Regions from separate parts of the Mus musculus genome. Here region 1 is linked to region 2. Evidence: chromatin loops called from intact Hi-C (ENCODE). Cell type or tissue: heart. All regions are shown on one strand. Each heading gives the region's core, and the rest is flanking DNA. Links, peaks and the distances in the headings are about the cores only. Region 1 overlaps Dlg5 (discs large MAGUK scaffold protein 5). Region 2 overlaps Gm31392 (a long non-coding RNA gene).

What was found. Peaks named below come from ENCODE experiments on the same cell type or tissue, not always from the same donor. Only the 100,000 strongest peaks of a DNase experiment are listed, where the experiment ranks them.
Region 1: it touches region 2 in a loop (4-fold over the local background); 6 of 42 quality-filtered maps call a loop at or near these places.

The regions. Positions count from the first base shown.
Region 1 is chr14:24,179,674-24,185,048 of GRCm38, forward strand. All of the region lies in intron 5 of Dlg5 (discs large MAGUK scaffold protein 5), which reads right to left. Among named protein-coding and RNA genes, the nearest start is that of Gm52143, 29 kb to the right of the region's middle. In heart, for the core only: a CTCF peak has its summit at 2,454 (motif pointing right); a DNase peak (open chromatin) is centred at 2,558; H3K27ac peaks cover 815 bases.
Region 2 is chr14:24,064,945-24,070,319 of GRCm38, forward strand. All of the region lies in intron 1 of Gm31392 (a long non-coding RNA gene), which reads right to left. It also overlaps the pseudogene Gm6158. Among named protein-coding and RNA genes, the nearest start is that of Gm31392, 6.1 kb to the right of the region's middle. In heart, for the core only: CTCF peaks have their summits at 2,914 (motif pointing right) and 3,951 (motif pointing left); no DNase peak of the experiment used is centred there; H3K27me3 peaks cover 1,016 bases.

The DNA of each region.
Region 1 (5,375 bases), core at 149-5,148, 110 kb after region 2:
GGCTGGCTTAGCCCCTGCAGCTCCTACAGCCCAGGAACAACCTTGCTCACCGTGTGGGCCCTGAGTTATCAACACCATCTTTGCAGCCCAGACAGTCACAACCTTGAACAGTGGGACATTTCCTCCAGAGACAGACAGGACACAGAAGGAAGGAGTGATTCAAAAGTCAGAATTAAGAGGGAGAAATGGCTCTGTGACTAAGAGCACTTGCTGCTCTGGCAGAGGACCAGGTTCAGTTCCCAGCACGCACATGCTAATTCATAACTGTCCGTAGCTCCAGTCCCAACACCCTTTTCTCACCTCCACAAGCACTACCCACATATGGGAGGCAGACACCCTGTAGGCACAACACTTATACACATAAAATAAAAATAAATAAATCTTTGAAAAAAAATCAGGGGGCTGGAGAGATGGCTCTAAGGTTAAGAACATTCGAGGCTCTTGTAGAAGATCTGGGTTTAGTTCCCAGCACCACAGATGTCTGTAAATCCAGCTACAGGGGATCCAGCACCTCCTCTGGCCTCTGTGGACACCCACAGACACATCCACACGCACATATCCACAGAAACAAGAACTTAACATTTTTTAGAAAATATAATCAGAGACCACTGATCTCTGTCTCTGTGTCCTCGTCCCCTACCCCCACCCCCTTCAGAAGCCAAGGCTGCAAGGCTGCCAGAAGCCAGCTCCACCCACCTCTCTGCGTCTTTCATTTTTCCTCTATTTGTTATACTGTTTAGAGCCTAGGTGTTAAACATATTCCAGTCTCCCTGTTTCAACTTACTGAATTCTTGGATTACAGCATGTGCTATGTCCCCTAACTTTGTTTCCTGTTCTTTTCAGAAACTACTCCTTTCAAAAAGAAATCTTAGTACAGTGAAATACAAAACTTATTTACAAAGTAGAAGGTAAGCAAACTCTCAACTGTGAGAGTTAAGGAAACACTTTACTCTCAGACAAACACTGACACACACACAAAACCTAGGAGCCATTCTGACAGGAAAATTGTCCTTAGGAGGAGGAAGGACGGGCAAGGAGGGGAGGACAGGGGAGAGGGGGAGGGGGAGGGGAAGGAGAGGGGAGAGAAGGAGGGGGAGGGAAAGGGGGAGGGGGAGGGGGAGGGGAGAGGAACAGCAGCCTGGCAGAGAGAAAAGCAGCAGCCCCTATCCTGGCAGCACAAAGCCTGCAATCCCAGCCCTTGAGAAATAGAAGCAGGACCGTCAGGCGTTCACGGTCATCCACAGCTACATGGCAAGTTAGAAGTCAGCCTGTGTCATATGAGACACCGAAGTTTCCATTCACCTCTGAGCTATTGTACAATACTCATATTTTTAAGGTATTATCAGTTCCACTAGCTAATAAGTAGTTCTTCATTTAAATATTTTACGATGTATTTTTATTTTATATGTATGAATATTCTGCTCGCTTATATGTTAAATGTACTACATGCGTAGATTACATGTGGAAACCTGAAGAGGGGGCCGGATCCCCCAGAATTGGAATTACAGATGCTTGGAAACACCACATGGGTCCTGGGAATGGAACCCTGGTCTCTGAGCCAGGGCTCTTAACGGCTAAGCCATCTCTTCAGCCCTGGTCCTTCAGTTTCCATTCCTGACTTCAAGCAAACCTGGGCATCTTTTCTGTGTTTATGAATTATCTATCTTTGTCTTCTAGGTTTGGATTGGTTTCTCCTCCATTCTATGCTGGGTTAGAACTGTCCACCCAGGCTGCGCAGCCCTCCAGGAGCTAGTTTCCTGGGTGTGTTTATCACATATCCTCTGCCTATGTGGCGTGTGTCTCACTCTCTGCAAACCCCAAAAGGATGCCCTTTGCAGTGTGTACTGAAGTTGTGCTAAGAAGGCCTCTCCTTCTTACCTTGAGATCATAACAATATCCTCTTGTTGGGACTTAAAAAAAGCATTTTTTATTTTCCCCACTGAAACCCTTGAACTCCTTTAAATATATATATTTCTATTCATAACTTGAGATGGACAGAGAATCATATCCTCTTCCTCTCCCACAAAGCACTGACTAGTGGAGACTGAGGACACCTGAAATACTCAGGAGCAGACGATGTGGACATTCTCAGACAGCGCCATGGCTAAGAAGGCCAACACTGCCGCCGCCTCACTCCCACCCCCACCCCCGACAGAAGTCTCCAGGTTCCTGTGTCTAGAGAGGGTCTGGCTTCTGCAATGGTTTGCTGTGTTGGACAAATACCTCAGATACTCCATTTAAGACTGACTTCATAGTTGGGTATGGTAGTGCAAAGTGAATTATGGCCAGGGCTGCTACACAGAGAAAGTATGTCTAGAAAAAGCAAAACAAACAACAACAACAACAACAACAACAACAACAAGAGACTAACTTTGCAAGTCTCACTTTCCAATACTCCTCTGTCTCAGGTGGTAAAACTCAAAACAAAGGCAGAGCTGCCATACTCCGAGTTGCCCACAAGAGGGCAGCAGTACGAACACAGGCTCTCCAGCTTTCATTAAGAAACCCTCATTCTCAAGGCAGCCAGCTTGGCGGCAGCACCATCTTCACCAGTCCACAAGACAACTCTGGATTCTGTGCCACTACAGCTCGTCCTTTTACTGAGAACCAGTTTCCCAAACACCCTAACTCGGAGGAGCTTAGCGCCAAGTGTGCTGAACGACCCAGGCTGTCTGGATATGCTTCCATTCCTGGTAAGGCAGGTCAGGCCTAGGCAAATGCTGATGCCAACCCAAGTGTCCTTTATGCTGCTCAGCACAGCTCGGACAATGCGGTGAGTTGGTAGGGTCCCAAGAGATTGGTGAGAGAGGGCAGATCTGCCCTGTTTCCACCATGGTTGCCTCCAGGGCACAGTGGGGTTCCCTGGGTGTAAAACCCCAAGTGAAGAGGTAATCCCAGCTCCACCTCCCTGTACCTCCTAGCCTCTGCCTTGCTACAGCCTTGGGGAGGCATCGGCTCCCACAGGACAGCATCCAGACCTTAAAGAGGCCCCCAGACTCCGAGCATTTCTCAAGTTCTCATACACGGGCTCAGACTCAAGCCTGCACTTTATCATCAACAGCCTCATAGAAACCAGGGAAAGCTGCAGTCGTGTGACTCCCCGAGACCTGGAAAAGATGCTATCTGCCAGGCCAGAGCATTTTCTGTTCATCAGTAGAAGATTATATTCTTAGTGGAAGGGCACAAGTGCACACAGACACACACTTACTTTTCTGTTGCTGTGATAAAGAAAAAAGAAAAACCCACCCTGGCCAAAAGCAATTTAGGAAAGAAATGGGTTTATTTGGCTCACAATCCCAGGCTGCAGCCCACTATAGAGTGGAAGTCAATGCAGAAACACGAAAGACCACATCCATAGCCAAGAGCAGAGGGCCAGAGAACACGTGGGCTGTGGTTGCTTGTTCTCAGCTATCTTGCTTCAGTCTCAGTTCAGGACCCAGCATAGACTGGCGCACCCCAGAGCAGGCTAGGTGTGGATGCTTGAATAGGAATGGCTCCCACAGGCTAACATATTTGAATGCTTGGTCATTAGGGAGTGGCACTACTTGAGAGAAATTAGGGGGTATGGCCCTGTTGGAGTAGGTGTGGGGCCTTATAGGAGGAAGTGTGTCACTGGGGGAAGGCTTTAAGGTTTTAAATGCTCAAGCTAAGCCCAGTGTCACATTGTCCTCCTGCTGTCTGTGGATCTGGATCCAGATGTAGAACTCTCATCTTTTATAGCACCACTTCTACCTGTATGTTGCCATGTCGCCTGCCATGAGAACAATGAACTAAACATCTAAAACTGGAAGCAGTTATTTCAGTTTCAGTTAAGAATAACTGAAAAGCCGGGGCCTAGCAAACACAGAAGTGGATGCCCACAGTCAGCTAATGGATGGATCACAGGGCTCCCAATGGAGGAGCTAGAGAAAGTACCCAAGGAGCTAAAGGGATCTGCAACCCTATAGGTGGATCAACATTATGAACTAACCAGTACCCCGGAGCTCTTGACTCTAGCTGCATATGTATCAAAAGATGGCCTAGTCGGCCATCACTGGAAAGAGAGACCCATTGGACACACAAACTTTATATGCCCCAGAACAGGGGAACGCCAGGGCCAAAAAGGGGGAGTGGGCGGGTAGGGGAGTGGGGGTGGGTGGGTATGGGGGACTTTTGGTATAGCATTGGAAATGTAAATGAGCTAAATACCTAATAAAAAATGGAAAGAAAAAAAAAAGAATAACTGAAAAATGTTATTCTTTATAATAGTTCTCTTGGTCACCATGTCTCTTCACAGCATCAGAACACTGACTATCAAGACAATCCTCTACAGACATACCCACAGGCCAGCTATTCCAGAGAATCCCTCAACAAACTCCCTTCCCAGATGATTCTACGTTATGTCAAGTTGACAATTAAAACCAAGCAACACACACACAGATACACACATACCACACACACACCACACACACTAACATACATACACACACAGATATACACTCACATTCACCCACTCACATATACCTATACCTATACATATACATATGCACACACACATATACAGAGACACACACACATGCATACATAAACACATACACACAAAGACACACAAACAGGCACACACAAATACACATACATACCACATCACACACACTCCCACATCACACACACATACACACAGATACAGATACATACCACACCATATACAACACATACACATGCACACAGATACACACATGCACACAGACACACACACACAGGTATACACACAAATGCACATACATACCACACATATACACAGAGGTATGTATACATACCATACCACACATATTCAGCTTCCCAGCTAGATTAGTGAAAGAGGAAAACATCTTGGATACCTTGGGGAAAAGTCAACTTTCATGGATCAAAAAGGAACATTTTTAAACTAGACACAGAGGAAAGAACAGAAACTCAAATGATCTGGTAGAATTGATTTTAAAAACATGTTGACTGGACTCGGATATTTTATAACAATCAAAAGTTTACCATACATACAGGGGCAGCAAATGGCTCAGTGTGTAAAGGCACATGTTTGCTGTGAAGCCTAACGGCCTGATTTGAGTTCAATCCCAGAAACCCACACAGTGGAAGGAGAGAATCAACTCCCAAAAGCTGCCCTCTGGGGCTGGAGAGATGGCTCAGCGGTTAAGAGCACTGGCTGCTCTTCCAGAGGTCCTGAGTTCAATTCCCAGCAACCACATGGTGGCTCACAACCATCTGTAATGGGATCTGATGCCCTCTTCTGGTGTGTCTGAAGATAGTGACATTGTGCTCACATAAAATACATAAATCTTTAAAAAAAAAAAAAAGCTGTCCTCTGACTCTCACACATGCCCTGTGACCTATGAGCGATGCAT
Region 2 (5,375 bases), core at 297-5,296:
TACATTCTGCAGCTATTTAATCTCTATTTTTGTTTTTTAAGATATTGCTGGGTGTGGTCGCACTTGTCTATAACCCCAGTACTTGGAGCCTGAGGCAGAAAAGATTGTGAATTCAAGGTTAGCCTTGGCTACACAGTGACACCATCTCTAAAAACAACAAAAGAAGTTTTCAGGTGTTAACAGAAAATATATTTTAAATGGACTAATGGTTCATTTAAAATAAACACAAGCTTGTATCAATTCTTTGAACTCACCAAAGGTTCCAGATCATTCTGCTCCTCTGTTCCACTACCTGCAAGGCCCAGTTACGGCTACCAGAAATCCAGCCTGGCCCAGAGAAAGCTACAGTCAGAGCCTGTCACAGGCATGAAAAGCCAGGGCGAAGGTGCAGGTCACCAGGATGGTGAGGGATGACAATGGAGGAGGAGCCTCCAGCTCCCACAGCAGATGCTCAATGGGGACTCTCTTTGGCCCTCCTTGGCACAGGGAATCCCAGGGAAACATGACAGCAGATGCTGCAGGAACCTCTTCTACTATAAATGCTGTCAGTAGTTCCTATCAGTTAAGGAACCCGGAGAATGATTTTATTTCTCTTGGGCACATTGCCATGAGTCCTGTTACCAAGGCAAATGAGAATACAAGATTGACAGGTTAGCAGACTGCCACAGACTGTGACATATGCATTAAACAGCCAACAGCCACCTTTGAGCATCGTTACCCTGGAAAGACATTTGCCAATGATTATTCACTGGGTGGAGAATCTCAGGTTTTTATTTTGACATTGATTTGATGATAAATATAGCTATGTTTTTCCCCCCTGTTGTTGGCTTTGCTTGCTTGCTTTGAGTCTTGAGAGGTAGCCTAGGCTCACTTCAAGCTTGCCATCCACCTGCCTCAGCCTCTCAAGTGCTAGTCTTGCTTGACTACATTGAAAAAAGGAGGCACAGTGGGGGAAAGTGAGCAAAAGCCAAAGGACAGACTTGGATTTCAATTCTTGTTTCAGGAAGACACTGGCAACCGCCATCTGAGGGGGTCTCTCCACTGCAGCTCGGTCCCCACGGGATCAGGAAGATGCTCATTTGCAGCAGTGTCAGGAGTGATTCTGAGGCACATGTGAGGGCAGTTGAGAAGAGCTGTCCTCTTCCGGCACCCCCACCAGCCCCAAGACCCACCCCTCTTTCCTCCCTTCTGCTCCCAGAAGACCCCCGGCTCATTCTTCCCAGTCCACACGTCACTGAGGCAGCCTGAGGGTTGGTGTGATTCCCTTCTCACTGCAGCGACAGCATACATGACAAGAAGCAACTTCAGGGAGGAGGGGTTTGGACGGGGCGTGTAGTTTGATGGGATATAAATTCATCAGGCCTGGGAAGGCACGGCAGCGGGCGCATGCGTGTGGGACTCTGTGCACCGCAGGGGATGGGGAAACAGAGAGATGGATGGGAATGGCCACCCTTACCTGGGTTTCTCCTCTTTCCCATTCTGAGCAGTCCAGGCCCCCAGAGCTTTCCTCCACGAAAGCAAGTCTTTCTTAGTCAGTCATCTCCGGAGTCAAGCTAACAGACAAAGGTGCCTGACTCCCCTCTCGTTTCTCTCAATGATCCACACGAGATAGTTATTGACTACCACACTAATTAAGCCAATTAAAAGTTTTAAGTCTTTTATATCGATGGCCAGACAAAGAGCAGGCTTGAGCCTCCAAAATATCTCTCAGTGCCCAAGCACAGGAATTCAGCATTTTTAAAGGCAAAAACCACCAAGTTACACCAGAGTTATTAGATCAGGGTCAGAGTAACATTGAAACCTTCCCTCCTAGCAGAGCATAGCAGTTACTTTAGACATAACTTACCAAGTATTTTGATTAATACATCTGGACCGTGGTCAAGGCCATGAAAATGTCAAATGTGTTGCCAAGACAGATATGACAGTTGAGAGAGACACAGAGGGGCTAAGAAGTGTCTAACCAAACACAAAACAGTCAGAACAGGATACTGTTACCTTAAATCATTTCCTGTGTGTGTGTGTGTGTGTGTGTGTGTGTATGTCTGTCTGTCTGTCTCGGTGTCTGTCTCTGTGATAAAAGAGGACGATAGTGTTCTCTTAAGTGTCCCTGCCTCCTTCTCTTGAAAGAGCGTGTCTGTAGCTTCTCCATTGGGGGCCCTGTGTTCCATCTTATAGAGCATCCACTTCTGTATTTGCCAGGCATTGGCATAACCTCATATGAGACAGTTATAACAGGGTTCCTTCAGCAAAATCTTTCTGGCATATACAATAGTGTCTGGGTTAAAAGCACCCAAGGAGCTGAAGGGATCTGCAACCCTATAGGTGGAACAATAATATGAACTAACCAGTACCCCCCAGAGCTCGTGTCTCTAGCTGCATATGTAGCAGAAGATGGCCTAGTTAGCCATCACTGGGAAGAAAGGCCCCTTGGTCTAGCAAACTTTATATGCCCCAGTACAGGGGAATGCCAGGGCCAAGAAGTGGGAGTTGGGGGGGGGGTAGGGGAGCAGGGCGGAGGGAGGGTATAGGGAACTTTCGGGATAGCATTTGAACTGTATATAAAGAAAATATCTGATTTTAAAAAAATAGTGTCCTTAGCTTTGTCTTTAGACCCTGCAAGGTGCCACTTCAAGGGGCTCAACTGACCCTGAAAGAAGAGATACATAGATTCATAGACTGCTCTTAGATTACCAGTGTCACTGAGGCGAGGGCTACCTTTCTCTTCTTGATGCTGTTGCTGGCTAGCATTCCATTCTTCAGACAATGGGGCTGGAGAGGAGCCTAGCTGCACTGCAATGAGTTTACAGTGCTACTGTAATGAGTGAATCGGTGCTACAATCCCCAGGGAAAACAAAGAATGCTGGCCAACACTGGGACTCGACTTGTCTTCTGCAGAACAAGGAATGGACAGCAGTGGGCGCTAGCACCACAAAGTTCTGAGAAGCAACTGGAAGTTCAGGCCACTTGTCTTCCAAGGCACCCAGCTAATACAGAAAGGAAGAAACAAGTCTTAAAAGGTGTTATAGGTAGGCTTCTGTGGCCGTGATAGACAGCATGGCCAAAAGTAACTCGGGAATTGAAAAAGGTGATCTGGCTCACATCATCGAGGGAACCAAGTCAGGAATGCAAGGCACGTGCTCATAGTTATAGAGAAACATTCATTTCTGCCTTGTTTGGTTTCTTCTCTTATACAGACCAGTGCCTAAGAATGGCACTGCCCACAGTGGGCAGGACCCGCCTACATTAATTAGCAATAAAGAAAACATACCATGGACATGCTCATAAGCTGATGTGATGGAGGCAGTTCCTCAACTGGCGTCCCCTCTTCCCAGGTGGCCCAAGCTGAAGCCAGCTATGACAACCAGCTACCTACAAGGCTCATGCCTTCCATTTCTCTGTCTGGAGGTGAAGGGGTAGGAGGAGTCAGGGTCTAGAACCCCGGGCCTCACATAGCCTACACATACACTCTAGCATGAACCACACCCCGGTCCCATGCTGCATCATCCTAAATGCCTGTGTTTTGACAGGTGAAATTGTGTTAGCCTGAGCATCTCATATCCCATCCCAGGTTGCACTCATACTATAGCTTGGACACGATACACAAAGTCTGAATCCTTATGTAGTTGGGGTCCTGTCTGAAGAGTTTTCCCTGCTTCCCTGGGTTTAAAGAAGCCACAGCTGTTGGGTGGTGGTGGTGGTGGTGGTGGTGGTGGTGGTGGTGTTTTTAAACTACCCTCATACACAGTACTTACTGTGTTAGAGTTTCAGAAAGGTGACCCGTATAGTGTAGCGCAACCCTGAGTCCTGCTGATTTGGGCCTTCCCAGTCACCCTGGCTATCCCAAGAAAGCAAGTCCTTGCATCCTTGGTGCATTTCCAGGCAAAGCTCATGAATACACCTCTCCCTTTGGCTTTTGTCATTTCGGTTGCAGTCTATAGGCTGGCGCCACCATCTGGTAAAAAGAAGTACTCACATCCTTCTGCCCTGAGGCTCTGGGACTCACTTCCCAGTCACAAATAATGGAAGCATCTGAATGTCAATCCCAATAACTTCTTCCTAGAGCTGTCCCCACACATGTCACAGTGATGGAGGTCTAACTAACAACCTGGTGAAGCACAAGTTACCTCAACCCAGTTCATATAATCCCAATGTGCTATAACTAGTTAAAAAACAAACAAACAAACAAACAAAAAAAAACAAAAAACAAAAAACAAAAAAACCTCCTAACTTTAAACTCCCCCTCAAAATAAATCTCCATGCCCAGATGTTTTCACCACTGAATTCTGCCAAGGATGTCATGGAGAATTTATAGCAGTTTAACACAAATACTCTATTCCAGAAAACAGTAAAACCTGGGTTGCCTTGGTATTACAAGGAGGAGGAGAAAGAGGAGAAGGAACAAGAGCAATCGAGAGCAGGAGCAAGAAAGCAAGAGAGACAGAGACAGAGAGAGAGAGAGACAGAGAGAGACAGAGAGAGAGGCAGAGAGAATCGGATAGACTAGGATGCTTAATTCACAGTGCTACTGCAAGGTCTGCATCGATGGCACCATGTCACATAGGCTGGGCACGTAGATTTCAAAGCAGCCCGGACAGCCACCTTTGGTCATGTCGTTGCATAAGATAGAAAAGAAAAAGCCATAACAAAACATTAAAAAAATGTATTAAGTAATGTTAAAACAAGTACACAGTATCATCACGTAGGAGTGATTCTACCAAAGCAAAACCTGATCTCTATGTGATGGTGAGTCCAGCTGCTGTTCTGAGACTGGCTACAGAAGTTGGTGTTACCCTTTCCTTAGAAATGTGGAACTCACTAAACCTATGCAAATCCTCTACAAGGGTACTCTGAGAGTGCTGCTGGTTCTTTTGCATGATTTCCCAGAGTTCCTTTGTGATTACCATTATGGGTTCTGTGATGTGATCCCTCCTAATTGTATCCAGTTAAGAAATTTGATCCTGAGTGCCTTCCCAAGAAACATGAGGCTCCCAGACCCATTCACTCCTAATCTGAAGGTGGACATGTTAAGCGAAATTAACATCGCACCTCGGATCCTCACCAATTTCACTGGAGTGATGCCGCCTCAGTTCAAAAAGGATTTGGATTCTTATCTTAAAACTCGGTCGCCGGTCACTTTCCTGTCTGATCTGCGTAGTAACCTACAGGTATCTAATGAGCCCGGGAATCGTTACAACCTCCAGCTTATCAATGCATTGGTGCTCTACGTAGGGACTCAGGCTATCGCACACATCCACAACAAGGGCAGCACGCCGTCAATGAGCACCATCACCCACTCAGCACACATGGACATCTTCCAGAACCTGGCTGTGGACCTAGACACTGAGGGCCGATATCTCTTCTTAAATGCAATTGCG